Linked DNA regions of Homo sapiens: region 2 is linked to region 1. The links are chromatin loops, found by intact Hi-C in ENCODE. Cell type or tissue: chondrocyte. All regions are shown on one strand. Links, peaks and the distances in the headings refer to the core of each region. The heading gives the core; the rest is flanking DNA.

Region 1 (12,140 bases), core at 4,141-12,140:
GGTCAGTCTCCACAGAACCTCATCTCTCGGAAAGGAAGGAGGAGGGTTGCAAGTGCGTGTTGTGAGGGGTAGTCTTAAACCAGGGGAGGGGTGCTTCCCCGACTTTAATGGGAAAGAAAGATGGTTGTCAATACAGGTAAGTTCCTGCTTTGGTGGCTGGTGGCTGACAAATCTGATGGCTTCTCTTTTCCCTTTGAAGGTGGAGAAGAGGTTGTCAGAAGCAACATGAGTTTGAGGAGGGGAGATATTAGATATCATAATTCTATGATAATTATATGCATCCAGAGATAAAAAGATCACCAGATAATGCTAGGGACTCTGAATTTTACATATCACCAATCTGGTTTTACTTCTTTTGTTTTGTTTTTCCTAATAGTACTCAGCAACCAAGTGTACAAAGAAGCAGTTAGCTCTTTGGTACCCCAAATCCAATTGAACTGGAATATGTGATATTTCCCATACTTAAAATTTCATTCGGGGCCAGGCACGGTGGCTCATACCTGTAATCCCAGTACTTTGGGAGGCTGCGGCGGGTGGATGACGAGGTCAGGAGCTCAAGACCAGCCTGGCCAACATGGTGAAACCCCGTCTCTACTAAAAATACAAAAAATTAGCTGGGCGTGGTGGTGCACACCTGTAGTCCCAGCTACTCAGGAGGCTGAAGCAGAAGAATCGCTTGAACCCAGGAGGCAGAAGTTGCAGTGAGCTGAGATCTCACCACTGCACTCCAGACCGGGCAAAAGAGCGAGACTCCATCTCAAAAAAAAAAAAATTTATTTTGGCCAGGCACAGTGGCTCACACCTGTAATCCCAGCACTCTGAGAGGCCGAGGTGAGCAGATCACGAAGTCGGGAATTCGAGACCACCCTGGCCAACAGGGTGAAACACCGTCTTTACTAAAAATACAAAAATTAGCTGGGCGCAAGCCTGTAGTCCCAGCTACTCAGGAGGCTGAGGCAGGAAAATCATTTGAACCCAGGTGGTGGAGGTTGCAGTGACCCAAGATTGTGCCACTGCATTCCAGCCTGGGCAACAGAGTGAGACTCTGTCTCAAAAAAAAAAAATTTTTTTTTCATTCTAATTTTACTTCTTTCAAAAGAAAGAAAACATTTTCTGGTGCTATCAGAAATAGCCCCATACTCAGAGTGGGCACAGTGGCTCACGCCTGTAATCCCAGCACTTAGCAAGGCCGAGGCTGGTGGATCACTTGAGGTCAGGAGTTTGAGACCAGCCTGGCCAACATGATGAAACCCCATCTCTACCAACAATATAAAAAATTAGCCAGTTGTGGCCAGGCGCAGTGGCTCACGCTTGTAATCCCAGCACTTTGGGAGGCTGAGGCGGGTGGATCATCTGGGGTCAGAAGTTCAAGACCATCAAGGCCAACATGGTGAAACCCCATCTCTACTAAAAATAGAAAAATTAGCCGGGCGTGGTGGTGCGCGCCTGTAATCCCAGCTAATCGGGAGGCTGAGGCAGGAGAATCGCTTGAACCTGGGAGGTGGAGGTTGCAGTGAGCCGAGATTGCGCCACTGCACTCCAGCCTGGGAGACAGAGCCAGACTCTGTCTAAAAAAAAAAAAAAAAAATAGCCGGGTGTGATGGCACGCACCTGTAATCCCAGCTACTCAGGAGGTTGAGACAGGAGAATTGCTTGAACGTGGGAGCCGGAGGTTGCAGTGAGCTGAGATCTTGCCACTGCACTCCAGCCTGGGCGACAGTGCGAGACTCCGTCTCAAAAAAAAAAAAAGAAATAGCCCCATACTCTTCAACATCTGCTGTGCTTTTGAGAAGCTTTTCTGTATTCAAGGAGCTGCATCCTCACTCTGTGACTACCCCTTAAACTCTCTTTAAAACCCTCTCATCCTCTTTCTTGTTTGTTCCTCTCTGTGACTAGCCTGTCATTATTAATGTACCTGTCACCTCTCACCTGTTCTAGGGAAAGAATCTAATGTTTAGAGCATCTACTATGTATCAAACACTTTCAGTTGTTTTTACTTCAGTGATACAATTTACATCCCCACAAGATAGAAGGGAGATATTATCCCTACTCTCACAAAGAAGCTAAAGCTAGGAGAACCTAAGGTCATGTGACTACTAAATGACCAAGCGAGGATTAGATCTCAGTCTGTCTGACTCCAAAGCCCATTACTCTGCTGTAAGCTCCCAAGGAGCAAGCAATCTTCTGATTCATCATTACATACCTCATGGGAACTCAAACAGCACTTTGCACATAGAAGATGCTTGATAAATATTATTGATTTGAACTATGACTTGACCCCTTGAATATCTGTAGTGTTCTGGCAATTTAATGTGTGCCCAACTTTCTCTAAGAAGCCATACCATTCGGCTTGGTTTAAAAAAAAATGCTCTTCAGGTTCAGCAAGGGCATCAAATGTGCTAATTTTACAATGTAGACAGGAAGATGGCAAAAGGAAAGTGCTTGCTCTCTTCCTCTAGATGATTTTTTTAAATTTAATAATCCCATCAGGGAAGTTAACAGTTCACAGTGATAATGGCAACAATGAAACCACCAAACAGAATCTCCCATGCAATCACTAGAATAAATGAGCAGAAGCATGAACAAATTCTAACTGACGCTATCCTCTTTTCACTTTTCAGGAGTATAACATGTATGGCTGGTGGGTGGGAGAACTGAACAGCCTCGTTGGGATTGTTCCAAAGGAGTATCTCACCACTGCCTTTGAAGTGGAAGAAAGATGAAACCCAGGTATCAGAACCATGGCCAATGAACTGCCTAATAGTTGAGTGGAACTTGTGGGCCACTACTTTGTTTCTCTGAAAGATGAGAGTTGCCAGTGAAGTAGCTTTTCTTCATTTCTCATACTAATGCTAGTGATTCACCACTGATGGAAAGAAAATGCCTCTGGAATTGTTTTTTTCTTAAATTTGGGGACAGTGTCACTTAGGATAAGGTTCAACTAATAGCAACATAAAATCTAAACTAAAAATGACTTAATTAACACAGAAAGCCAGGCACAGTGGCTCACACCTGTAATCCCAGCACTTTAGGAGGCCGAGGTGGGCAGATCACCTGAGGTCAGGAGTTCGAGACCAGCTTTACCAACATAGTGAAACCTCATCTCTACTAAATATACAAAAAAAAAAAATTAGTCAGGTGTGGTGGTGGGCGCCTGTAATCCCAGCTACTGGGGAGAATCGCTTGAACCCGGGAAGCGGAGGTTGCAGTGAGCCGAGATCACACCACTGGACTCCAGCCTGGGCAACAGAGTGAGACTCCGTCTCAAAAAAAAAAAAAAAAATTAACACAGAAATGTATTTTTCTCTTCTGCAAAAATCTAGAGGTAAGTGGTCCAAGGTATCCAGTCCCAGGTACCTTTTCTTTTTGTTCTTCTCTGTGTGCCCAACATTCTCAAGGTTACCTCAAGGCCAAGACAGATGCTCAATCTCCAGCCATCCTGTCTGCAACCTACACAGCACAGCAGGAAAGATAAAAGGAGAAGGTCAGGCCGGGCGCAGGGGCTCACGCCTGTAATCCCAGCACTTTGGGAGTCCGAGGCGGGCGGATCATGAGGTCAGGAGTTCAAGACCAGCCTGGCCAACATGGTGAAATCCCATCTCTATTAAAAATACAAAAAATTAGCCAGGCATGGTGGTGTGCACCTATAATCCTAGCTACTCAGGAGGCTGAGGCAGGAGAATCGCTTGAACCCGGGAGGCATAGGTTGCAGTGAGCCAAGATCACGCCATTGCACTCCAGCCTGGGCAACAGAGCAAGACTGTCTTGAGAAAAAAAAAAAAGAGAGAGAAAAGCATACCCTCTTCCTTTAAGGGTACTTCACAGATGTTGCGCACACACTTCCTTTCACATTCCATTGGTCAGAAGTTGGAATATATGGACACAGCAAGCTGTAAAGAAAGCTTATAGCCCTGTGTCCAGCTTAGAATTGGGAGATTCATGATTAAATACAAAGGGAAGAATGGATATTGGGATAAAACTAGCAATTTTTGCCACAGGGATGGATCTAGGTTTATCCCCAGCTCTCAAACCCAGGGCACCATTTCCCCAAAATCCCCACATATTGCAATATGACTGACCAAGATTAGGAATCCAATATGAGGATTCCTTATATTGGAACATATGAAATATTGGAACTATGGAACATAATCAAATTAACTTTTAAGTAATAGAGAATATGGTTTGCAGGGCCAGGCACAGTGGCTCACACCTGTAATCCCAACACTTCAGGAGGCCAAGGCAGGAGGATCACTTGAGATCAGGAGTTTGAGACCAGCCTGGGCAGAAGGTCTCTACAAAATTTTTTTTAAAAAATTAGCCACGTGTGGTGGTGCACGTCTGTAGGCCCAGCTACTTGGGAGGCTAAGGTGGGAGGAATGCTTGAGCCCAGGAGGTTGAGATTACAGTGAGCCATGACTGCACCACTGCACGCCAGCCTGGGTGAAAGAGCAAGATCCTGTCTCAAAAAAAGAAAAAGAATAGGTTTGTGTTGTATTAGCAAGAACCACATTGTGTTTCAAAATAGTGGGGGTGGGTGCCTGGTTTGGGTGGAGTAATAGTGGGAGCCACTTTGGTGCAGAGTGGGTTTTGGTTAGAATTAAGATTCTGATGGAGGGCCCCCAAGACCAGCATGTTGTCACTAGCTCCATCTTCTGGCCTGAAATAGGAGCAGTCTTCACTGCTGGGGGTAAAGAATGGCATCAGTGTGACAGTGATACAAACATTCCTTGGAGTCCAGACCAGAGCCCACTCTAGTGTGCTGCAGCAGCTGAGTGAACTCATTTAGGAAAATACATAAGGATAGATCTTATTCTCCAATGCCCTTGTACAACCATACAACACCAGCTCAGGCCTGTCACTCAAGGTTTGACTTTATGATTTTCCTGATGAAGACTGTTTCATGGCCACAAGTATAGAGGGTTGGAATTTTTCTGTCAAATCTAAACAAATCCAGCCAGCCGGGCATGGTGGCTTACACCTGTAGTCCCAGCACTTTCAAGGCCAAGGCAGGTGGATCACTTGAGGTCAGGAGTTCGGGACCGGCCTCACCAACATGGTGAAACCCCATCTCTACTAAAAATACAAAAATTAGCCAGGCATGGTGGCGGGCACCTGTAATCCCAGCTACTTGGGAAGCTGAGGCAGGAGAATCACTTGAACCTGGGAGGCGGAGGTTGCAGTGAGCCGAGATCGCGCCATTGTACTCTAGCCTGGGTGACAGAGACTCCATCTCAAAAAAAATAAATAAAAATAAAAAACAAATTCACCCTTTTCACTCTGTCATTTATTTGTTTATCTCTTCATTGTCTTTGGCCCAACAAATCTATTTCTAAGAATTTATCTGGCCAGGCGCAGTGGCTCACGCCTGTAATCCCAGCACTTTGGGAGGCCAAGGGGAGCAGATAACGAGGTCAGGAGTTCGAGACCAGCCTGACCAACATGGTGGAACCTCATCTCTACTAAAAATACAAAAATTAGCCAGGCGTGGTGGCGGGCGCCTGTAACCCGGCTACTCAGGAGGCTGAGGCAGGAGAATTGCTTGAATCCACGAGGCGGAGGTTGCAGTGAGCTGAGATCAAGCCACTGTACTCCAGCCTGGGCAACAGAGCAAGACTCCATCTAAAAAAAAGAATTTATCCTATTGACCATTTTTGGTTTGGGTAAAAAAAGAAAAAAAAATAGAAATTATCCTACAGCTATACTTGCACATATGCAAAATGACAGGCACATACGGTTCATTGTAATAGCAAACACTTGGAAATGACCTAAATGTTTAACAGAGAACTAGTCAAATAACTATAGTACATTCATAGAAGTGAATATTATGCAACAGTAAAAAAGAAAGGGAAACTGTGTGGAATACATTCTGAAATATGTTGGTAAGTTTAAAAAAAATAAAACAGCAAAGAATGGGAGCCAAATTTGCCCCATTTGTATAAAAAAGGACTGGAGACTATATATACCTATTTGTTTATATTTGTATGGGATATTTCTGGAGGGAGACATGAAATGATAACATGGTTGCCTCCAAGGACAGAGAAACTGTGAGACAGGGTAAGGGGGAAAACATTATACTCTGTGCCCTTTAATACATCTATATTTTGAATCACAAAAGCAAATTTATGTATTTTTCCTCCTTTAGGAAATATATTCTTCCCTCTCTCCTGCCTTTATGAGGAAACTGATCATCAAAAGTTCCCACTCCCTACTTCTGCCACCCCACCAACGCCTTGGACTCCTCTCTTTGCTGAAGAGACCCAAGTCTCTTGACACCTCAGAGTGACTGTAAGCTACCAGTAAGACAAGTGGGAAGAGGCACGTTCATCAAACCTGTTACTAAACCAGCCTAGTCATAGCTCATCCCCATCTCTAAATGTGTCCACACAACCACATCTGCCTTTTCCACAAGCTTTTCACAAAGAAGGTGAGAGAGAAGGAAACCTTGGGAGGAGGACATTACTGGTTGTTCTGGCTGGTTTGAAAAGCACAAATAAACTTGGGATGTGGTTCCTTGCCATGTGTGATGATGTTGAGCTCCTTTTTGTAAGATGATATCAATATGTCAGCTCTGGGCATTTTTACCACCTCCCAATAAAGTGGAGATAGCATGAGAGAAAACAAAAGCCCAGAGAAAAAAGGAGACTTGGAATTGTCTTTCAGAGCAGAATCTTCTCTGGAATCCACGTCTATTGTTTATTTTTTGTCTTTTTTTTTTTTTCTGAGACAGAGTCTTGCTCTGTTGCCCAGGCTGGAGTGCAGTGGCATAATCTTGGCTCACTGCAACCTCCACCTCCTGAGTTCAAACAATTCTGCTTAAGACTCCCGAGTAACTGGGATTACAGGCGCCCACCACTACACCTGGCTGATTTTTGGTTTTTTGTTTGTTTGTTTGTTTTTGAGATGGAGTCTCGACTCTGTTTCCCAGGCTGGAGTGCAGTGGCGCAATCTTGGCTCACTGCAACCTCCCCGTCCCCGGTTCAAGTTATTCTCCTGCCTCAGCCGCCCGAGTAGCTGGGATTACAGGCGTGCATCACCACACCCAGCTAATTTTTGTATTTTTAGTAGAGACGGGGTTTCACCATGTTGGTCAGGCTGGTCTTGAACTCCTGACCTCAAGTGATCCACCCACCACGGCCTCCCAAAGTGCTGGGATTACAGGGTGGCTGAGCCACTGCACCCAGCCAATTTTTGTATTTTTATAGAGACGGGGTTTCACCATGTTGGCCCGGCTACTCTCAAACTCCTTAGCTCAAGTGATCCACCCGCCTCAGCCTCCGAAAGTGCTGGGATTACAGACATGAGCCACCACTCCCACCCAGCTACTTGGTTTTTTTCCTATGTGCTGAATCTCCAAAATGAGACAGAACCAGAAGCAAGGCCTTGGAGTCAGCACATTGAAGAGTTCCTCTTCAGGCCTCGGGTTAGTTAACAACCCATGTGTCCTCCACTACAACACCTCCCAGGTAGGGGCTGAGGAAATGCTCTGAGGAGGGCTCAAGTATGGATACAGGGCTCCCTGTTTCCCTTTCCTGTTGTCTGTACCTAGCACTCAGGTTACCTGCATATTAAGAGGCAGCAAAACATAGTGATTAACAGCATAACATCTGCAACCAGACAGCCTGGGAATAAATCTCAGTTCCCTGTCTACTGTGCTCTCTGGAGCAAGTTATTTGACCATTTATGCCTCAGTTTCCTCACCTTAGAAGGGATATACTCTATTCACTGTATCATTAGGTGATTAGGAAGATTAAATGATTTAACATGTGTAATGGTACTTGGAACAATGCCTGGCACATAATAACTGTTCAATAAGGGTAGCTGCTATTATTGCCTGATTTCTCTACAGGAGAAATTTTGAAAGACAGGCAACTGGCCGGGTGCAGTGACTCACGCCTGTAATCCCAGCACTTTGGGAGGCCGAGACGGGCAGATCACGAGGTCAGGAGTTTGAGACCAGCCTGGCCAACATGGTGAAACCTCATCTCTACTAAAAATACAAAAATTAGCCGGGCATGGTGGCATGCACCTGTAATCCCAGCTACTCGGGAGGCTGAGACAGGAGAATCGCTTGAACCCGGGAGGCGGAGGTTGCGGTGAGCCGAGTTCGCGCCACTGCATTCCAGTCTGGGCGACAGAGTGAGACTCCGTCTCAAAAAAAAAAAAAAAGAAAGAAAAAAGAAATCCCTGTTCAGAGAAGCCCTGGCTTGGTGGTAGCCTGCCTCTCCTCTGTAATGAACATGTTGCAGCACTGGAGTAAGACGCCCATCTCACATCACAAAAGAGAAACCAGGGGGCAAACAGGGATGTTAGTGGGCTCTAACTTACTCAAAAAAACATAGATCTTATACCAACTATTCATTTCCAGATTATCTGATCCAAGAGTAAAAAGAAGAAAACAGTTTTGTGTATGATGGATAACTGCATGGAATGAAAAGGGGAAATTTTAGGTTTAGGAGGAAAAAAAAACCCAAGTGAGATAAAGGCAATATAGTAGTGTCCTTAACGTCCCCCTACCCTTCACACAGAGTGCTAAAGGAGAAGGAACCACTAGGTGGCAGCATATGAGCAGGTGAACCAAAGAGAACCAACTGCCTCCAGTTTTAGGAGCCTTTGCACCAATCCCATCCCACAGGAAAGGACAATGGGCAATATTCTAAAGTGTTTAACAGAGGGAGCAAACACAAACCCTTCTATACTCCTCCTCTGCCACCCACCTCTCCCCCACTCCTCCATCCCCCGCCCATCCTTCCCTGGAGACCCAGGGACCCAAATCTGAAAAGCTGGGTGGCTAAGAGGCCAGAATATCATCGTGCCACCACTCTGTGGCTGAAAGACATCAGAAAAGGGGATACCAGAAGAGAAAGGGCCGGGATCTGGGACAGGATGAGGCTGAAAAAGGAAAAGGTCAGCTGGGTGTGGTGGCTCACGCCTGTAATCCCAGCACTTTGGGAGGCCAAGGTGGGTGGATCACGAGGTCAAGAAATCAAGACCATCCTGGCCAACATGATGAAACCCTGTCTCTACTAAAAATACAAAAATTGGCCAGGTGTGGTGGCGCATGCTTGTAATTCCAGCTACTAAGGAGGCTGAGGCACGAGAATCGCTTGAACCTGGGAGGCGGAGGTTGCAGTGAGCCAAGATCACACCACTGCACACCAGCCTGGCGACAGAGCAGGAAAAAAAGAAAAAAAAGAAAAGAAAAAGGTAACTTCTTCACTCCCTACAGAGTTCAATGCTCTCTAAATCATATGGCCATTGGCTTCCAGCATTTAAAATAAAATGTCCCTTCTATACCTGTTTTCCAAGAGGAAACAACCACTTGCCAAACTGCAAAGGTCTTTGGGTACCGCCACACACCCCACCGTAGGGACCACACTCAGATCTCTGGCCCTTCTAGCTGTGAAACTCAGCAGAAAAAGAAATTAGGTTGGTCCTAAAGTATATAAACAAATTACCTCATTGGAAATCTGGTCTGTAGTTCTGGCTGTCTCTGACATTGTTATATGCAAAAAAAAAAAAAAAAAAGCGCGGCAGGGGTTGGGTAGAGCATGTTTGATGTGTTGATGAGACAATCTACAGGCTGATGGACATTCTCTGCTAGGGGATAGTTCTAAAGGAGACTTTTTGGAAGCAGCAGATTCCTACAGCGTTGGAAACTAAACCTCACCCAGCAAAACTGCTCCACACCCAGTTAGCCCCCATCTTAGCCAACGGCCTCAGATGGCAACAGGCTAATTAGATTACCGCTCCTCTGTTTGGCTCTACTAACCAAATCCCCACCTCACTGCCTGCCACTAACTGGATAACTGGGGCATTAGACCGCTTAACTAACCACATTATATGTAGGACGGCTTCTTAATCACTACCAATTGTTCTGGCAAGTGAAATAGGAGAGCAGTGGAGATGAAAGGCTTTTTTCCTTGATTTTATGTAAAAAGAAAATTTAAAAGCTAAAATCCTAAATTTAAGAAGTAAATGTATAATCATTGACACAGAAAGTACTGACTCCCAGTCGATAATCTAACCTGGGGCTGGTACAGTTTGGCCTGAATTGTCCAAGCTGGTATCCAAGAATACTAAATGCTCCGAAAGCAACATTTCAGCTACATTTCATTAAAAATACGTTTTTCTAGTGTGTTTTCCCTGTCATCCACATAGCAAAATAGCATAGATATTGTTTTGCAATTACCTCAATATTAAATTTTTCCATATGATGGCCTGGTATATCTCTTAGAAATCTGTATTTAATTCAAAGCCAACTATATCTTTCTTGATGGTGAATAAAAAATGGGAAAGAGGTGAGAATTCCTATTAAGTCTCATTCCCTAAACCCGGGTTGATTTTGTTTTCAACTAGAGTAGTGTCAAAGGTGGGGTTGACAAGGTGCCCTCCCTCCTGTTTGATTTTTTTTTTTTTTGAGACCTACTCTCCCCTCTGTCACCCAGGCTGGAGTGCAGTGATGCGATCTCTGCCTCAGCCTCCTGAGTAGCTGGGATTACAGGTGCCCACCACCATGCCCGGCTAATTTTTGTATTTTTAGCAGAGACAGCGTTTCACCATCTTGGCCAGGCTGGTCTTGAACTCCTAACCTCGTGATCCACCTGCCTCAGCCTCCCAAAGTGCTGGGATTACAGGCATGAGCCACTGCGCCCAGCTGAGACAGATTTTTTTATCTAAACAGAATTATGTAAGGAATTAGCATTGATCTCAAGTTGCCATTAACCTTTTTAAGAATTTTAGCTTCCCTAGTTGCACCACCTTATTTATAACCAGCTAGTATTTGCAAATGATGAAACTGAGGATCTTAAAGGTTGTGACCACTGGTTCAAAATCACAAACTCTGCTGTGGAAGAGGAAATAAAATGAAAGCCCCTTGAAATTATCTGTCAGCTGCTTTGCTTATTGACTTACTCGAGTTCTGTTGCAGTCAGACATCTCCAGTGAGACATCTTCAAAATCCACATTTCATGCCAGTCCCTGGCATCACAATAAAGCAGTGGTGTCAATGCAAAGCGCAAGATAATGCACGTGGCTGGGGAGGAAGACCCCTGCCTTTAAAAACCAGTCTGAGAAAGATGGAGTTGAAGAGAAGCAAGATGAAAAAAAAAAGAAACAAAGTTGTGTTTTGTTTTTTTTTTTTTATGTCTTAACAAAACTCTCAGATGCCAGGGACAGTGGTGCTTTCATCTTTGGCAAAACAAAAACAAAAATAAAAACAAAAACCCCTCCCCGCAGGTCTCCCACCAGGAGTGGCTCTGGAAGGATAAATCTTGAATGGCGTTGATTTGTTAACTCCCAGAGCACCGGCAAAATCTGCAGGGCTGAGTTTTAAAAAAGCAGACCTCTACACAGAGGATTATCTCTGCGACACAGCCCAGTGACTCCAGCTCATTTTCTAGTTTGTGGATTACCATAGTCCCTTGCTTCTTCCCTTCCCTACTGCCCAGCTATTTCATTTCCCATTAGAACTTGCCGAGATTGGGTAGGGACTTTGAAATTTATAACTAAAGATTCTTCTTTTTCAAGGGATTTGAATTAGTCTCCCTTTTTCCCTATAAAAAACTAACTATTCAGGAAACATGCTGTTTTTCTCCTCTATATGAATTGATGACCATTCTTTCGGATTCCATTAATGATATATTTTAAGATTTAGCCCATGCTGTACAAAAATCTTTTATAAATATAATGGCCCCCAAAAATACTTCCGTGTCAGAGGAAACTGAAGTACAATTAACAGAGTGATCGTATAATTTATTCTCCAAAGGAAGACATTTTTGAGAGTGAAAGGGGAGTTAATGATGATGCCAAGACCGCAGGTGTAAACTGGGAAGTGTGGTCATGCTAAAAATAAGGCAAAATGAGGTGCCCAGTCACCTGGGGAGTGGATGGTAGAGAAAGATGACCTGGCTTTCCTGGTATGAGGCTTGGCAATGTCCCTTCTAATGAAGTCCTCTCCCCTGCAGGCCTAGTTTCTAGGCAGACCCTGCCAACTGGGCTTTCTTTTCCTGATGCCCAGGCATTCTGAGGGGCCTGGTGTCTTTGGCATCAAGCTGCCTGTGGGGCTGGCCAGCTGTCGGCGGCTGTGTGCATTCAGTTCCCTCGTGGGTTCCCATCACAGTCCACCACCCCTCCAACTGGCA
Region 2 (11,616 bases), core at 3,617-11,616, 150 kb after region 1:
AAAGTTCAGAGAAGCTAACGTTTGATACTCCAAGAGAGACATAAATGTGGTCAAGACACCATTCCTGCCCGCAAGCAGCTCAGTGGGCAGGCACTTCAGGAAGGCATATAACACAATAAATAAGAGCTCCCCCCTCCTAAGGATATCTGCATGGGGCTGCAGGATGCTGCTGAGGGATGGAGTGACTAATTCTGCAGGGACAACTGGAGATGTCCACAGAGATGCATTTGGGCCTCATCTGAATCGGGGGTCAAGATGGTTTGGAGGGAGCCGAGTAAAGGATGGGGCCTCGAGGACACATGTGGATTTGATGTCTTGGGTGGGTAGCCCAGGCTGAAAAGGCTGGTGGGGTTCCAATTATGCAGGGCTTGGCGGCTGCTACTCTAGGAATTTGGGGCACTACAGAGCCTCAGAGTTTCTAAGCAGGGAAATGACTAGGGTGAAAAGGCCCAGGGTGGATTAGAAAGAGCAGCCAGCAGAGCCCAGGACACCACTGATGAAACTGTCAGGAAATAAAGAGAGATGCAGTGTGGGTGTGGACAATGGCTTTGATTTGGGACATGTTGGAATATGGGGCACCAGAACACGACTTTCTTTTTTCTTTTGAGACAAAGTCTTGCTCTGTCACCCAGGCTGGAGTGCAGTGACGAGATCTTGGCTCACTGCAACCTCCGCCTCTGGGTTCAAGCGATTCTCCTGCCGAGTAGCTGGGACTACAGGTGCATGTCGCCACGCTCAGGTAATTTTTGTATTTTTAGTAGAGACGGAGTGTCACTGTACTGGCCAGGCTGGTCTCGAACTACTGACCTCATGATCCACCTGCCTCAGCCTCCCAAAGTGCTGGGATTACAGGCGTGACCCACCACGCCCGGCCTAGAACACAACTTTCTAACCTCAGCTGAGGGTATTTCCACCCCACCGCCCTCTCACAACAGCTAGTCTGAGCCTTACTGTGCCAGGCACTGTTTTTTTGTTTTTGTTTTTGTTTGAGACGGAGTTTCACTTTTGTTGCCTAGGCTGGAGTGCAATGGCGCGATCTCGGCTCACTGCAACCTCCGTCTCCTGGGTTCAAGCGATTCTCCTGTCTCAGCCTCCTGAATAGCTGGGATTACAGGTGCCTGCCACTATGCTGGCTAATTTTTGGTGTTTTTAGTGGAGACGGGGTTTCACCATGTTGGCCAGGCTGGTCTGGAACTCCTGACCTCAGATGATCCGCCTGCCCTGGCCTGCCAAAGTGCTGGGATTACAGGCATGAGCCACTGCGCCCGGCCTCCAGGCACTGTTCTAAGTGGTGTGCATGCTCACCACAGCTTCCTACCCAAGGTCTTCGTCTTCATTTTACAGGTGAAGGAAATGAGGCAGAGAGGTCCAGCAACTTGCCCAAGGGAGTAAGAACAGAGACAGAGTTTGACCCAGGCAGTCCAGATCTCAAGAACGTGCTAATCACCAACACACTGTATTACATGTTTGTCTTCCTATCACTTTTATTAAATTTTGTATGTGCATGTACAGGAGTTGGGAAAGAGATCAAACAAGTGGCAATTAGATTAAATAGGCCCAATGAGGTGGCTCACACCTGTAATCCCAGCACGTTGGGAGGCTGAGGCAGGAGGATCCCTTGAGGCTAGGAGTTTGAGATCAGCCTGGACAACATAGTGAGACCCTGTCTCTATTAAAAAATAAGTTTAGGTTGCCAGGCACGGTGGCTCACGCCTGTAATCCCAGCACTTTGGGAGGCTGAGGCGGGTGGATCATGAGGTCAGGAGTTCAACACCAGCCTGACCAATGGCGAAACCATGTCTCTACTAAAAATACAAAAATTAGTTGAGCGTGGTGGCAGGTGCCTGTAATCTCAGCTACTCGGGAGGCTGAGGCAGGAGAATCGCTTGAACCTGGGCGGCAGAGCTTGCAGTGAGCTAAGATCACGCCACTACACTCCAGCCTGGGTGACAGAGTGAGGTTCTGTCTCAAAAAAAAAATAAATAAATAAAATAAGTTTAGGCCAGGCATGGTGGTTCATGCCTGTAATACCAGCACTTTGGGAGGCCGAGGTGGGTGGATCACCTGAGGTCAGGAGTTCAAGACCAGCCTGGCCAATGCTGTGAAACCCAGGCTCTACTGCACCTGTAATCCCAGCTACTTGGGAGGCTGAGGCAGAAGAATCGCTTGAACCCGGGAGGCAAAGGTTGCAGTGAGCCGAGATCGCGCCAGTGTACTCCAGCCTGGGTGACGAGCAAAACTGTCTCAAAAATAATAAGTTTTAAAAACAGATGAAATAAAAATCATTAACAGAACAGGTAGGAGTGTATGAAAAGGCAGAGAAGAGCCACAGGACCTGGGTTTCTGGGGAGAAACTGTACGCAACCATTAATTCTGGGGAATTAATGGTGGTTGGGAGGTGCATGTGAGGAGCTCCAGCAAGGTTGGCTTCTGCTCCCAAAGGCTGGGGATGTGCCTTTCTTTTGTCCTCAACTCCCGGCCAGGTCTCCAGAGCAGGTTAATTCTTTAGATGGGTGAGGAGATGTTCACTCTGAATGATGCAGCTTGTTCCCTGCTCTGAACTGGCAATAGGAAAGGAATTCTAGATGTGCCAGACTCCCCATGATACTGGCAGGCCCTCAGAGGGGCACAGGGGGTGGACCGCTGGGGCCCAGATGAACGAGCCTTAGCACTCCACTTATCCCATGTTCACAGTCAGCCACTGCAGGCTGCAGTGCAAAGGGATCCTACTTTTGTGGTCTATAAAGAGAACCACACCGGAGAGGACACGGTAGAACTGACGCAGGGAGAGAGGCAATGTTTGGGCAGAGAGGCAGTGAGTGGGGCTGAGCCATGGCTGGATTTAGCAAGCAGAGAATTTTGGAAAGGTGACTCGCTGCTTCCTTATCTGAAGCCGGGTGAGGAGTCTTAGCCAAGTAGTGAGAGGCGTTGCCTTAAATCCTCTCTGGAAAGAGGTGGGATAAAAGTCAACACAAAAGTATAGTGTGCTCTTGGCAGCATAATTCACATCAAACTAAGGATTCTGAGGGTGTAATCTTGGTGCACCGCTTCCCTCTTTCCCTGAAAGAGGGAAGTTTCAACCTGACTGCTTGAAACTTGGTCTCAAGCTCCCCTAAAGCCCCTCACCTCTCCTTTCCAAGAAGACAAGTTAGGCCAGGATGGAGAGTCCTCATCATGGTTCCCCAAACCAAAAATAAGAGCTCACACATGTCCACCAAGAGCCTCCTCCGCACCAGGCAGCGTTCTAAGAGCTCTGCATATCTTAACTCATTCTGTCCCTACAACGACTTCTGAGGGCATTCTGAGATACACAAGCAGGAACCCAAATACAACCAGTGAAGCTCAGGGAAGCTGGAGGCAGACCTGAAAGACACAGAGCTGCTCTTGCCAGGGAGAACCAGCCGGGTGGATCCCTTCAGTGCCTTCAGCATGGCCAGGAGGGCTGGACTCAGGAAGCAGGCGGCGGTAAAGGAAAGGGAGGCTAAAGGTTCTGGAGAACAAACCCAATGTTATCGAGTTAAAGGCTTTCATGAAACCACTTGCCTCAGCCTGGGGATCAGGGTGGGCCTTGATGTCACCTGTTAAGCAGTCACCTAGTATCTCTGATCCAGAGCAGTGGCCTAACCACACTGCTTACCAAGGGGGCCAAAATCAGCTGAGAAAACTCTATCTAAACCCACTTCCCTTCCTGGGAAAATAGCCAAACCTCAGTGAGCACTGCTTCCCCTCGCTGACCTTAGGCAGGGCTGGGAAAGCAGGTCAGGTGCTCATCTGCAAGCGCAGGGGCAGAAGCTTTGGAGGCCTGAACCCGGTCTGCCATGGTCACCTGGTCCACGGGGTTTCTCCCTGAAGCTCCATTGCTGTAAGCAATGGAGTCTGCGTAACAGCTGGTGACTGGGCAAAGGACATTAGAGTGGGCAAGGGTAGTATGCCTCAGTGAACTGACTGCTACTGCAAGAGGCTGGCCAGATGGCCAACGGAGCCAGCAGCTGAACAGGTGGGGCAGGAGCTAGAAGGCAATCTCCCAGAGGGAGAGGGACCAAGAGCAGCAGGCAGTTCCCTAAGCCAAGAGCATCCCTCCTGAGTGTTGAGGCCAGAGTGCAGTCCACTTACCTCCTCTATACCCTGCTAGTCTGCGGAGTCTTACCTCCATGTTCAACACCAATATTTTTCCAATTCCCGGACTTCTCATTTCAGCCCCTGATCCCCCAGAAAGAGGTGACCAGGCAAAGATTGGGGGGAAGTGGTGGGTTGACATTAATTGATAGGAACGGCTTCGAGCAGTTCATGCTGCCTTATCTCTCTCTCCTTTGGCTGGAGTCCGCGGGGTCGGTGATTAATAGGCGCCATCACTCACTGTCCAGGACGGCTGAAAGGCAGTGGGGAGGGGGTGGCCCTCCCCAGAACTGAGATAACAAGCAGCAGGAATAATGAGTGGTGTCACTCCACTTTTCATTTTGATGGAAAGTCATTACGGGAGTCAACGCCAGCGACAAAGAGCCATGAATCAACTGCTCTGCTATGAAATTAAAATCGAATTGCCAGCCACCCCCAACCCCTACCCTTCCTGGGAAATGGGGATGGGTAGGTGGCTTGGGAGAGGGCTGCTATCCTGGGGTGGGCTCTATCCGATCACAGAGCGGGCAGTTATGGGCAGGAAGTGGACAGGCAGCCAGGGAAGGTGACAGCTCCTGTCTCCACCTTGTTTATCAGACCCTTCCTCCCCAAACCGCATTTTCCCTCTGCCTGGAGGTAAGCTGTGATTAAAAGGAAAATGCAGCTTTGCTGGCTCCAACAAGGCTGCTGCTTGACCGCTCCCCCAGGGCTTCTGGCCTGAGTCGGGCGGCCTGGGCCTGGTTATGGAAAGGGGCCCACACGTAGCCATCCCAGAGCCCCTTACTGAACCATTTGTAGATGTGGGGTCCTCTTTATCACCAGAAGCAAAGGGGAAAAGTCCTCAACTTGGGGCTCCACAGTGACAGCTGATGGCCTGGGGAGCCCACCTGGATCAGGGAGCCCACCTGGATCAAGAACCCCACGAAAACAGGTGCGAAGCCTCAACTGCAGGCTCAGAGAAGCAGCATAAGGAACTGTCAGTACTGAAGCAAGAGTTTTTTCCTCTTTTATTAAGTCCGCTATACTAACTAGAAGGAGAATCTGTGGTTTTCGCCTGATAGACCACAGGGCCAATCACCACAGCTTCTTGTAGAGAACATGGAGAGTGCCAAGATCACCATCAGGTGCCGCTTCCTTCCTGTGGCTTTCCATCTTCCAGTCAGCCTGGTCTTTTGCCTTGAAGGGCCCCAAAACAACAGCCCTGGCTATCATCTTCATCCCAAAAGCGGAGAAGATGGGCAGGCAAGAACACGGAGGGTGTCACAGAGAGGTTCCCATCAGGTTCACAGGGCGCCCGCTGTACCTCTTGGAGATGTCAGCTTCAATCTGAAAGAGTGATACCAAGTGGGCAGAAGCAGGGGTGCTCAGGGCCTCATTTTGCACAGACTGGGAGTCCTCCCACTGGCAGGCCTCCCTTTCCCATCTCACCAGCTTCTGCAGCTCCTTGGTCTTCTCCAGTAGCAGGTCCAGCTTAGGCTCCAGAGCCGCCTGCTCCTCAAGTGCCTCCTGCTGCTTCTGCACCATCAGCTCTTTCTTCAAAGCCAGCAGCTGGGACTGCTTCAGCTTTTGCTGGAGGAATTCAGTCACTCGGTCCACATACCTGTGCGGGGCACTCAGGTGAGTGCTGGGTTAGCTGTGCATCCTGAGCATTCCCATTCAGCTGCTGGGGAGGTGAGAGGCTCGGGAAACCAAACCCCCAACTGGCCGCTTACCCTCACATCCTTAAACCCTTTCCTTTTAAGGAAAACCCACTCCCAGTTCCCCTGTCCTACTCAGGAAGCAAGCAGATTCTTCCTGTATATGTGAAACCTCCCCCTCTTGTCCCAAAGAGAACCCCTATCCCCAGTGGATGGCAATGGCCAGGAGGCAGGGATGGGGTTTAAGGGGTCATGGAACAAGAGGAGGAATACAAGGAGGCAGAGCTGCTCAAGATGGCAGAGCCTTGCATCAAGGGGAAGCCAGACCTTGGTGAGGCCAGGATCATAAACAGGTGTTGCAGCTGAAGACTGGTAAGCTTGCCAATCAGATCCTCCAGCACTGACACCATGGTAACCATCTTCTCTTTGGTCTGGCCCTGCAGGATGGCTGGAGCCAGCTGGAACTGGCTCACAGACAGGACATCTGCCTCCTCACTCAACTCCACTGCTCTCTGGGCTAAGAAGATCTCAAGCTGAGGACAGAAGAAAGATTGGTTCAGGCTGTACATGATGGCTCACACTTGCAATTCCAGCACTGTGGGAGGCCAAGGCAGGAGGATCGCTTGAGGCCAGGAGTTCAAGACCAGCCTGGGAAACGATGAGACCCTGTCTCTACAGAAATGTTTAAAATTAGCCAAACATGGTGGTGTATGCCTGTAGTCCCAGCTACTCAGGAGGCTGAGGCGGGAGGATCACTTGAGCCCAGGAGTTTGAGGTTATAGTGAGCTATGATTGCTGCACTGCACTCCAGACTGGGCGACAGAGAAACTCTTTTTAAAAAAAAAGGAAGAAAGAAAAAAAGAAGATAAATTGGTTCAAACTGAGAGAAGAACTCAGAATCTAAGCCCTCGGACTACTCGAAATGCAAAAATGAGACATGAGGGCTAGACTCTGGGTAAGGAGTTTCCTCTGAACACTGTAAGCGCTAGGAGAGACTACTGTCACCCTTCAGTCCCCACCTCCTATCTCATCCTAACCCCAGACCTCTGTCCTTTCTCCCCAGCCTGGGATCAGATAACTGAGAATACAGAGACTCAAAGGGTTCTCTCTGCCCAGGGAAGGTATTTATTTTGTCTCCATGGGAGGAATGAGATTCAGGGAACAGAAATACATGTTTGAGAAGCACTGGATTAAGGCAAGGCTGAAAAGAATACAAGAGCCAGCCATATTAACTTATCAATCCTATTCTGCCGTTAAAACTTCACAGATATCTTTTGTCCTCTCCCCTTGAGGCTGGGAGGAGCCTCTGGGCAGAAAGAGGAGAGAACTGGGTGAGGACAGAACTTTCAGGAGGCTCTCCGAACCAGCAGGCTACTGGGAAGGGAGCAGATACAGAGATTAACAAAGACAGGACCCCGTCCTCCCAGCCTTACAACAAAGGTCCAAGAACGCTGGCTCCTTACGCTGGGCTGCTCAACACCTTAGCCACAGGGATCGTCCTTAAACACAAATGAGATCATGTTCCTAACCTGCTCGAAACCTCCAACAGCTTCCCAGTTCACTCAGAGGCAAACCAAGGTTCAGACGCTACATCTCTGAGCTCTTCTACTCCCCACCAGCTCTCTCTCCTCAGCCACACCAGCCTCCATGTTGCTGGTCAACTGTGCAAGGTCTGCTCCCACCTCGGGACCTCTGCACTTGCTCTCTCTGCCTGGGAAGCCCTTCTGCCAGACATCTGCATGGTTCTCTCTGCACCGCCTGCAGTCTTGATTACAGGTCACCTTCTCAATGAGGCCTTCCCTGACCACCAGATACAAAACCATAGCCCTTTCCAACATCCTCGTCATCCTCCCCTACTTTCTCTTTCTCCGTGGCATTTGGTGCCATCTAGCATCCTGCATATTTTATTTATTTATCTTCTTTCCAGTCTGCATTCCCCATTAGAATATAAGCTCCATGAGGTCAAGGACTTTGACTGTCTTATTCACCACCCAAGTTCTGGTGCCTAAGGTAGTGCCAGGTGCCTAGGAGGTACCTGATAAGTAACTGGATGAATAGGAGGCATCTAATACGTGAGGCTCCTGCTGTAGGACACAAATAGCACTCACACCCTTCACACAAACAGGAGGGGTCAGGTCAGGCATCTGGAGTGAAGCCACCTGTGCTGGTGCCATGCCTCCCCCCTGCATCTTCCAGAGATGACAGTACCTCCATGAGCTCATCAAGGAACTGATTCCGGGTCTCAGTGTATTCAAGCAGTGTCAGGGCATCTGGGCCCCTGGCAACACCTTCTGGAGCTGCCAGGAAGAGACAGAGAAGTGATAAAGGATCAGAGGACTGGAGAAGGAAAAGACCCTCAAGTGTGAGAAGCCCTGGAGGATTAATACGGACAGACTCACTGTGCTAAAGCCACTTCTTGTTCTAATCCAAGGGGGAAGGCTACCTTGTCCCAGGTGTCTCAGCTCTAATCAGGTACCACTTTCCAACTCCCAGACTGAGAGGAGGACCAGAGCTGGGTTCAGAGGGGTAGAAAGGCCGGCTCTCTGCTCTGGTGGACCGCAGGAGGTAAAGTTTCATCCTGCACCGCCCTCTAGTGGCTCAGACACCACTACGTCTTCTCTGCTGTTGGGGCGGGGGTCATGTCACACTCCAGGGCCCCGATCCCCCTAGAGCCCTCCTACCATAACAGCTGGCCCACATGTGGTCTCTAAAAAGTTGAGAGTTTCTAAACTCTCAACTTTTAAGAACCTCTCTTGGGCCAGGCACGGTGGCTCACACCTATAATCCCAGCATTTGGGAGGCCGAGGCAGGTGGATCACCTGAGGTCAAGAGTTCGAGACCAGCCTGACCAACATGGAGAAACCCCAACTCTACTAAAAAAATATAAAATTAGCTGTGCGTGGTGGTGCATGCCTGTAATCCCAGCTACTCGGGAGGCTGAGGCAGGAGAATAGCTTGAACCCAGGAGGTGGAGGTTGCAGCGAGCTGAGATCATGCCATTGCACTCCAGCCTGGGCAACAAGAGCGAAACTCCGTCTCCAAAAAAAAAAAAAAAACCTCTCTTGGTCCCCCTCAGCTCACATCCTCATCAAGGTTTTGAGAAACAGTTAAATGTGCAAGAAGCCTCATCTTAGCGCTGCATTTTTTGTTTCTAGACACGTGGGGGCCCTTGAGCACCCCACTTTTGCCAGGGCTGCAGGGGATGGTGCACTTACCCTGGGTTCCTGCTTCCAGCACTGTGATCTGCAAAGCAACAGCATCGTCTCCCCAGTCTATCCCATCACCTCCAGGATCCTGGAAGGAGAGCAAAGAACCACAGCAATGGGGGGAGAATTTTCCTGAGCCAAGGAGCCAGAATAAACCAAAGCCCTTGATGAGGTCAATGGCTGCACATTCCAACTCTATTAAGGATTTGCAGCCCTGACTTAGGTGCCAAAAATGGCAGTATGGCCCATCATCCCTGCTCTGTAGTGTTCCCACCTGCCTTTACCCCTACACCCTGTACCAAACACCAAGAAAAAGGACATCAAAATTTAACTCTCACATGGGCTGGGCGCAGTGGCTCACGCTTGTAATCCCAGCACCTCAGGAGGCCGAGGCAGGTGGATCACCTGAGGTCAGGAGTTACCAGCATGGCCAACACGGCGAAACCCTGTCTCTATTAAAAATACAAAAATTAGCCGGGCGCGGTGGCTCACGCCTGTAATCCCAGCACTTTGGGAGGCTGAGGCGGGCGGATCACGAGGTCAGGAGATCGAGACCATCTGGCTAACATGGTGAAACCCCATCTCTACTAAAAATACAAAACAATTAGCCGGGCGTGGTGGCGGGCGCCTGTAGTCCCAGCTACTCAGGAGGCTGAGGCAGGAGAATGGCGTGAACCCGGGAGGCAGAGGTTGCAGTGAGCCAAGATGATGCCACTGCACTCCAGCCTGGGCGACAGAGTGAGACTCTGTCTCAACAAACAAACAAACAAAATAAAAAATTAGAGGGGTGTGGTGGTGGGCGCCTATAATCACAGCTACTTGGGAGGCTGAGGCAGGAGAATCACTTGAACCTGGGAGGCGGAAGTTGCAGTGAGCCGAGATTGCACCACTGCACTCCAGCCTGGGCGACAGAATGAGACTCTGTCTCAAAAAACAAAACAAAACTCTGACATGTGACGTGTGAAACTCTGCCTCCCTTGGACTATACCTGGTCTTAGAGCTATGAACTTCAAGTGATGCCGTTACAGACACAAATGACACTTTTCTTATGGTTAGAGTAGTGATCAGAGAGAGACAGACTGAGAAGGCCTCCTCACCTTTGAATCTGATTCCGGGAAGATGCCCCAGTCGATTCCAGCAGCCTCGGCAGAGATGCCAGAGTCAGTCCCCTCAGACACTGCCTCTACCCCAAAGTCGCCCCAGTCAATCTGGAAAGGGAAAGAGAGTGTTAGCTCATGGAAGATGGATTTAAAAAGGGCCGGGCATGGTGGCTCATGTCTGTAACCCCAGTACTTTGGGAGGCCGAGGATAGTGGATTGCTTGAGCCCAGGAGTTTGAGACCAGCCTGGGCAATATGGCAAAATCCTGTCCCTACAAAGATGTTAATAAAAAATTAGCTAGGAGTGGTGGTGCAAACCTGTAATCCCAGCTATCTTGGAGGCTGACTTGGGAGGATCGCTTGAGGCTGAGAGGCAGAGGTTGCAGTCAGCAAGGATCATGCCACTGCACTCCAGCCTGGGCAACAGAGCAAGGCCCAGTCTCAAAAATAAATTAATTTAAAAAGGAGGGTGGGGCTGCCTTCCCACAGGCCTCAGCTGCTTCTGTAGAGAGCACACTGTTCAAATGCAGTGGCCTCTAAGCTACCCCAAAGAAAGCCCATCTTCAGAGAGCTCACATGATGGAGGTTCCGAGTTCAAAGCGAACCACCTTGCAAAGCCTCTGTGGCACTCACTCACCTATACTCAGAAAAATAAAGGAGTAGGGCCTCCTGGGCCCTTCTACCTACAGTCACTCTCACAGAAATCCTCCCTTCTTCTCTCTGGGTCTTGGGTTGGGCTGTTGGGGGTGGGGAGGGGACAAGCAGCTCCCACTCCACTCCTACAGCTCATCACAAGGCCCATCTTACCGCATCTTCTGCCACCTGCTCAGGAAGCTCCTCGAGGTGGGGTCGTTCCACCACAGAGGGCTCTGTCCCTGTCCTCCACTCGTACACCGTTGAGTTTCCCCGCTTCTGCACGAACCGCAGCATTGGCAACACCTGCTCTGTGGGGCTTCAACAGAGCACACAACTGACTCTCCTGCCGACCATGCGTAAGGCCAACACTGGGCTTTGGCCTGGGCCACATGGTCAAATGGGCAAGGCCCCCACAGGTTCAGGTGTGTAAAGAGTTCAAATGTTATATGGGAACAAGACAACTGGAGAAGGGTCATGAGCTGGGGAACACAGGCAAAGCACCCCCACCAGGAGAAGCTGAGGCCTCTCTACCTCTCACACACAAACCCCACAGACGCCTGGTACACGTCAATGGCTTCCCCCAGGGACTGCTGAGCCGCTGCCCCAATCTCAGCCAGCTGACTCGGCAGGTCCTTCACCAGGGCCAGCAGTTCTCCTCGGACATTTTCGCCCTAGAGAGGGGAGAAGAGGTGGAGTCCAACAGATTGAAGAAAACATCCAAAGACCGAAGAAAAGTAAGACACTGGCCCAAAGGGGGTGCAACCAGGCTGAGGGGTCAGACGGGGTCAGAGGAAGACAAGCAGGGGCCCAGGTGTCCTCTGGCTGCGAAGAGGCTGCCGCCGCTCACCGTGATGCCATACTGCTTGCAGGAGTGGTAGAACTGCTCCCGCATCTCGGCAGCCCCTGCCTGGCACTCCTCCTC

What was found. Hi-C counts contacts between places; a loop is a spot of excess contacts. Peaks named below come from ENCODE experiments on the same cell type or tissue, not always from the same donor. Only the 100,000 strongest peaks of a DNase experiment are listed, where the experiment ranks them.
Region 2: it touches region 1 in a loop (5-fold over the local background); 6 of 110 quality-filtered maps call a loop at or near these places.

Annotation. Positions count from the first base shown.
Region 1 is chr17:48,127,819-48,139,958 of GRCh38, reverse strand. It overlaps SKAP1 (src kinase associated phosphoprotein 1), which reads left to right. Exons shown (of 13, transcript NM_003726.4): 12 at 2,622-2,730; 13 at 6,143-6,517. The coding sequence ends at 2,723. Among named protein-coding and RNA genes, the nearest start is that of MIR1203, 23 kb to the left of the region's middle. In chondrocyte, for the core only: CTCF peaks have their summits at 4,446, 4,646 (motif pointing left), 8,308 and 8,537 (motif pointing right); no DNase peak of the experiment used is centred there.
Region 2 is chr17:47,975,263-47,986,878 of GRCh38, reverse strand. CDK5RAP3 (CDK5 regulatory subunit associated protein 3) reads right to left here. Exons shown (of 14, transcript NM_176096.3): 6 at 11,542-11,616; 7 at 11,226-11,365; 8 at 10,866-11,010; 9 at 10,057-10,167; 10 at 8,969-9,047; 11 at 7,962-8,050; 12 at 6,081-6,286; 13 at 5,545-5,716; 14 at 5,098-5,442. The coding sequence ends at 5,377. Among named protein-coding and RNA genes, the nearest start is that of CDK5RAP3, 10 kb to the right of the region's middle. RefSeq lists an enhancer at 10,980-11,480. In chondrocyte, for the core only: CTCF peaks have their summits at 8,360 (motif pointing left) and 11,442; no DNase peak of the experiment used is centred there.